Linked DNA regions of Mus musculus: region 1 is linked to region 2. The links are chromatin loops, found by intact Hi-C in ENCODE. Cell type or tissue: gastrocnemius. All regions are shown on one strand. Each heading gives the region's core, and the rest is flanking DNA. Links, peaks and the distances in the headings are about the cores only. Region 1 overlaps Pias1 (protein inhibitor of activated STAT 1). Region 2 overlaps Cln6 (ceroid-lipofuscinosis, neuronal 6).

Region 1 (2,913 bases), core at 194-2,693, 57 kb after region 2:
TAATGATTTTCTTTAAAATTATGATTAATTTGCATTCTTTTATTTTAAAGGAAAGTAATAAAGAACATGATAAAAAATAAGTTTGCATAGATAGAAAATGAACAAAACATTTATTATAACCATACTAACTCTACTTTCAAATTATAAAAGAAAAAGTCCAAGTATTTCTTTAGCATGTAACTGAATCTCATCATTTGCCTGTAAACTCACTTTGTGGTCTTTAGCAAGTCAGTCTGCCTCTTCCGCTAATGTTATTTACAGTAAATCCAGAAGTCACACCAGACACTCACTCCAACTTTCTATAATCTTCAAAGGAGGTACTAATATTTTTACTTTCCATGGCTATTCTTTTATTGTCCTCCAGTTTACTATAAAAGATTCTTTATATTTCCCATGTATGGCAATTTGAGTAAGAATGCTCCCTTGCCTGGGACTGGCACTATTTGAGAAGGATTTGGAGGTGTGGCCTTGTTGGAGGAGGTGTGTCACTGGGGGTGGGCTTTGAGGTTTCAAAAACCCAAGCCAAGGCCCAGTCTCTCGCTTTCTCCCTCTCTGCCTATAGATCAGGATTTAGCTCTCAGGTAATGCTCCAGCATGTGCCCTACATGCTCCCTGCCATGATGATAATGGAGTAAGCCTCTGAAACTGTAAGTAAGTCCCCAGTAAGAGTCGCCTCAGTCATGGTGTCTCTCCACAGCAATAGATCCCTGACTAAGACATGTGTAAACCTGCAGCAGCAGCTACCTCTGATGACAGGAACCAACATAAACACTGAGTCAGGAAATATCCAGAAAAAATATTCTAAAAATCTTAGAAACAGGGGCCTGAGGTAGAGTGGTTGTAAGTATAACCAAGCACAGTTTCAGAGATGTTGCACAATAATTATGACCACAATGCTAACATGGGAAGCACAAACTGATAGGCAGATGTCTGTGCTGACTGCCACTTGCAGAACTAAGAAGACAGCCTTTATGAAATACGTGATCACACCGTGTGGTTTGGAATTTTTAGATGGCCCAAGTTTTGGACATAATGGTTGTCTCACATTAGGGAATCTCAACATAGAAGCACATCTGAGTTACATCTGGAACATTCTATTTTGTAACTGATCACATTAGACTGGGGAAGAGGGACATGAATGGGTGGTTTAAAAAGCTCCACATAGGGGCTGGAGAGATGGCTCAGTGGTTAAGCACACCAGCTGCTCTTCCAGGACCCACAATCACATGGTAGCTCACAATCATCTATGAGATCTGGTGCCCTCTTCTGGTGTACAGGAATACATGTAAACAAACATTGTAAATAAATAAATCCACACAGATTCTGATGCCAGATTAAGACATTATTTTGTAGACTGGAAATCTGAAGTTTTCAAAGTCTGTATGTATTTCTTATTCTTAGGTTAACTTTCATATCCCCAAAGCCATAAAACCTCTGGACTTTAGTTTGGAAAAGAAAGTCATCAAGACACTATAATATCAACAAATGTAAATTAGGAAGTTATTTATCCAACCTTAGCTAATCCTTCATTATAAAATAATTTGAAAGAACATTAACTTAATTAGCAGGGCAAAGTGACTTTGTAAACCCAGGAGGATTGCTGTAAGACCAGAACACCCTGGTCTATAGTAAATTCCAGGATAGCCTGGGCTACAGTATAAGACCCCCGTCACAAGACAAAACAAAATCCCAATTAACAATAACAAAACCCAACTCCCTACTCCCCAGTAAGAACAAGTAGTCGTGTCTCTGAGGAGAAGACTGAGAAGTCTGGGAAGACTGGCGTGTGAGTTCATGAACTAGGGACAGAAGAGCAGTCCTCAACATGTAAGGGAGCTGGCAAGTGGGGAGGACACAACAGAAAACATCCTGGAACGTAGCCTCTGGGTTTTAGTATTCACCTCAGCACCCCAGGGCTCTCAGCCATCATCACTGGTTTCTCTGAGCCTTCAGACTTGTGCTCAGCCATGCTTTCCTGCTTCCCCAGCTTGCAGATGGCACTGTGGAACTTCTCGGCCTCCAAAATCAAGTAAGGCAGTTCCTCTATTGTTTTTCCCTCGCAGTCTTTCCATTTTTACCCTCCTGGTTCTCACTCGCTCTAGAGAATCCTGAGTGAGACACCATCCACCCTGCACTCCTTTACCAACTGGCCCAGCGGGCACCGCCTACACAGTAATGGGAATAGTAACTGTCTGAGCTTTGGGCAAACTTGTGCTTAATGCAGCAACAGCATAATATCGGCCTTGAAATCCAAACTCCGCGGTCACAGAGGAGGTCACACTGAGTAGGCAGTAAGAGAACAGTTCCCCGAGTCACGAAGTCAGAATTCTGACTTGTCAAGTCACTTTAGTAACTTTTTTCATAACTTGGTAAATGAGAACAACAGTTATCTCACAGCACTGGATTAAATGAGTTTAACCCAATGAAGAATGTATTAAACTACCTAATATTTTTTTTGATAACAATCTTTCTCTTTTATTTAATTTTTATTTATTCATTTATTATTTGTAAGTACACTGTAGCTGTCTTCAGACACTCCAGAAGAAGGCATCAGATCTCATTACGGATGGTTGTGAGCCACCATGTGGTTGCTGGGATTTGAACTCAGACCCTTTGGAAGAGCAGTCGGTGCTCTTAACTGCTGAGCCATCTCACCAGCCCCTAAACTACCTAATATTATATTTAATCAATGCTAGCAATTCTTACTTAAAATAATTTGCATGCTCCCTCTCTCTTGGAGATAAGGTTTTTTTAAATTACATTTGTGGATTTCTATTACAACAAGCAGACAGACAGAAATCTCCTTTGCTATATGTAACAGACCAAATCCTACTCTTATGAAAATATATTTTTTACATGTGAGCCAGTGCAGGCTCTGCATCAAGTGAGAGCAGCTCAGCTACTCCAGACTGA
Region 2 (2,913 bases), core at 278-2,777:
ACGCACAAGAAATCGGTAAATGTTTCTTTAAAAATGAGGGCTGGAAAGATGGCTCGTCTGTTAAGAGTGCTGACTGCTCTTCCAGAGATCCTGAGTTCAATTCCCAGCAACCACATGGTGGCTCATAACCATCTGTAATGGGATCTGATGCCCTCTTCTAGTGTGTCTGAAGACAGCTATGGTGTACTCATATACATAAAATAAGTAAATTTTTACAAAAAATTTAAAATGAAAGACATTTCAAATCTCTAACAGTAGGAGATTACAGTGGCCTCAAGATTCAGTTTCTGTGGTTTTTAGAACTTCCACGCTCATTTCATACACCCTGACATTTTCTGTTTGCTAGGGCCTGCCACTCAAAACTCAGATCTGTGCATCATGCTAGCCCACCTAAGGCACACATAGGACACACTGAGGTAGTGGAAGGGCCAGGCCTGGTCAGGACGCCTACCTTGAAGCTCTGATCCCGCCTCTAACTCTTCCACCTCATGTTCCTGGAGAGGAAGTGTGAGTTCGTCAGACCCTGCTGGGTTTACACTCCACCATGATCAGTAGCTAGGCTGCCCTGCTAAGGAACTCACAACTTCCAGAGGGACTTTCTATCCCGTTTTTTTTTCTGAGGGAAGGGTTATCACACATCGTAATTGAGGCAGGGGCATGCCATGGCCCTCATTCTTCACCTCAGCTTATTGAGCGGTCCCCCCGAACGCTGCCGCGGTCTATAGTCTATGTCAGCATCATCACTTTCATCATGGGAGCCAGCATCCACCTGGTGGGAGACTCAGTCAACCATCGCCTGCTCTTCAGTGGGTACCAGCACCACCTGTCCGTCAGAGAGAACCCCATTATCAAGAACCTCAAGCCGGAGACTCTGGTGAGGCTGCCTCCCCTGCCAGTCCTCATGACTCCTGTAGCCCAGGCTGACCATAGATTGTATAAGTCGGCAAGGGTGACCTTGAACTCCTGATTCTCCTGTCTACCTCCAAATTACAAGCATGCACCTAAGTGAGGGAAGGCACTGTTGTCTACTGTCACCCAAACTAGTATGCTCCTAATTGCAAAGGGACACGGTGTCTGACTGGCTGTGGGGTGCACGTCTATAACCCCAGCACTCAGGAGACTAAGGGGATTGCTACAAGTTCAAGACCGGCCTGGTTTATATAGCAAGACCCAGTGACTGGCTCCTCATGGCCCATCTGGTACCCTAGGGAGGGAATGAGAATGGTGTGTGTGGGTGGAGGGTAGAGAGGGGGGCAGGGGTGGGTCCCAGCCCCCCTCACTCTGCCACCCCTGTGCCTTCTCAGATCGACTCCTTTGAGCTGTTGTACTACTATGACGAGTACCTGGGCCACTGCATGTGGTGAGTGACCGGCTGACTGCTCTAGGTTCCATCCAGGGTCCAGGCACCAAGAGATACTGGACAAGGCTCCCTGGATCCCAGGTCTCCAGCTATTGAGTGGAACATCTGGGATGGTATTCTCTGCTCAGTGAAGGTTTTATGAGTGGGACCCCTGGTCAGCATGCTAGGAAGACCCAGCTACTTTCCTTTGGCCTTAAGGGGGCCTCCTAGAGCCTCCTTCCTACATGAAGTTCCCACAGCGGCCACTAGAGGGCAGCAAGCAGATGCTCGTCCTCATGAGCCTGGGGTTGGGGAGGGTGGAGCCTAGTCCTGATAAACAAACACACAGAGAGTTGTGGGTCTGGTGCAGGAGACAGTTGTGGGCGTAGAAAGCTGAGAAGATCCAGCAGGGCCAGGTCTGGGTGCCACAGATTGTATTCCCCATCTTAGAACATTCTCCCAGGGGAATCTCTCTACCATCGCCACTACTGCTGCTCTCAGGAAAATCTCAGGCATGAGAGGTCAGAGTCAGAGACACAGGGCTCAAGTAAAGGGTTTCCTCTTCCTTCATCCTACACAAGATGAACTAAAGCCAGAGGAAAGAGGTGAGAGCAGTTGTTAGCTAGGAGGTGATGGGCTAGCACTGCGAGGCGCTTCCCTCCACACATGCCCAGCACTGGTGTCTCTGGGTCTGTCTGAGGTTATAGGTCTTCATCCTCTTGGTTCAGAAAGGCCTCTCTTGCCAGCTCTTCCTGACCTTGACAGATAGATGACTCCTCCCTTTGGAAGTAGGGAGAGGAGGAACAAGCTGAGAACTCAGGAGAGGTTGGGGGGGTGGACTGGGGATTGAGGGTCGGGGTGTCACTGGACAGAAAACGGTTGCATGTGAGCAGGAGTGATGAGCAAGTGTGCCTGTGTGTGCCTGTGTGCTTGCGCACGTGTGTGTGTGTGTGTGTGTGTGTGTGTGTGTGTTGGAATAGAAAGGGAGCCCTCCGTGTGGAGGGGGAGAAGCCATACTCTCGGATGGGATAGAGACTGTGGGCTGAGGGTGAGTGAGGGCCTTCACAGCTCTCCTTGGCTCCCCCAGCACTGTGTTCTCTCAGACCTCAGCCCTGCTGGGTAGCCCAGTAGCCAGGCTAGTGTGGCACTGGACTTGCTGGTATTTGAGGGACATGGATGGGACAGAGCCTCTCATCCCCTCATCTCCATGTGGAATGAAGGACAGGGCGGGCACCAAGCCCAGAGAGGGAAGGCAGGCAGGAGGTGGTTACCATGGCGCCCACTCCTTCCCCTCAGTTTTAACACAGGAGCCTTTGCATGAGAGTTACCTTTTAGTTTCTGTTCCTCCCACCTTGACTCTTAGGGCAGAAAAGGCTGGAAGTAGAGCAGTGTGCATGACATGCCAACACGGTGACACACTAGGACCAGTGGGAAGGTGGTGGGGACAGCCCCTGGCCAGGCGTGTGAAGCTGTTGCCTCTCTGTCACAGGTACATCCCCTTCTTCCTCATCCTCTTCATGTACTTCAGTGGCTGTTTCACCACCTGCAAGGCTGAGAGCCACATGCCAGGACCT

The links. A loop is a pair of places that touch in the nucleus more often than their neighbours do. Peaks named below come from ENCODE experiments on the same cell type or tissue, not always from the same donor. Only the 100,000 strongest peaks of a DNase experiment are listed, where the experiment ranks them.
Region 1: a loop joins it to region 2, with 2.2 times the contacts of the local background. A loop is called at or near these places in 3 of 42 quality-filtered maps.

The regions. Positions count from the first base shown.
Region 1 is chr9:62,903,150-62,906,062 of GRCm38, forward strand. All of the region lies in intron 7 of Pias1 (protein inhibitor of activated STAT 1), which reads right to left. Among named protein-coding and RNA genes, the nearest start is that of Calml4, 47 kb to the left of the region's middle. In gastrocnemius, for the core only: a CTCF peak has its summit at 1,260 (motif pointing left); no DNase peak of the experiment used is centred there.
Region 2 is chr9:62,846,281-62,849,193 of GRCm38, forward strand. Cln6 (ceroid-lipofuscinosis, neuronal 6) reads left to right here. Exons shown (of 7, transcript NM_001033175.3): 4 at 686-874; 5 at 1,305-1,360; 6 at 2,829-2,913. It also overlaps the pseudogene Gm10653. Among named protein-coding and RNA genes, the nearest start is that of Cln6, 9.0 kb to the left of the region's middle. In gastrocnemius, for the core only: a CTCF peak has its summit at 1,571 (motif pointing right); DNase peaks (open chromatin) are centred at 1,607 and 2,560; H3K4me3 peaks cover 467 bases; H3K27ac peaks cover 549 bases.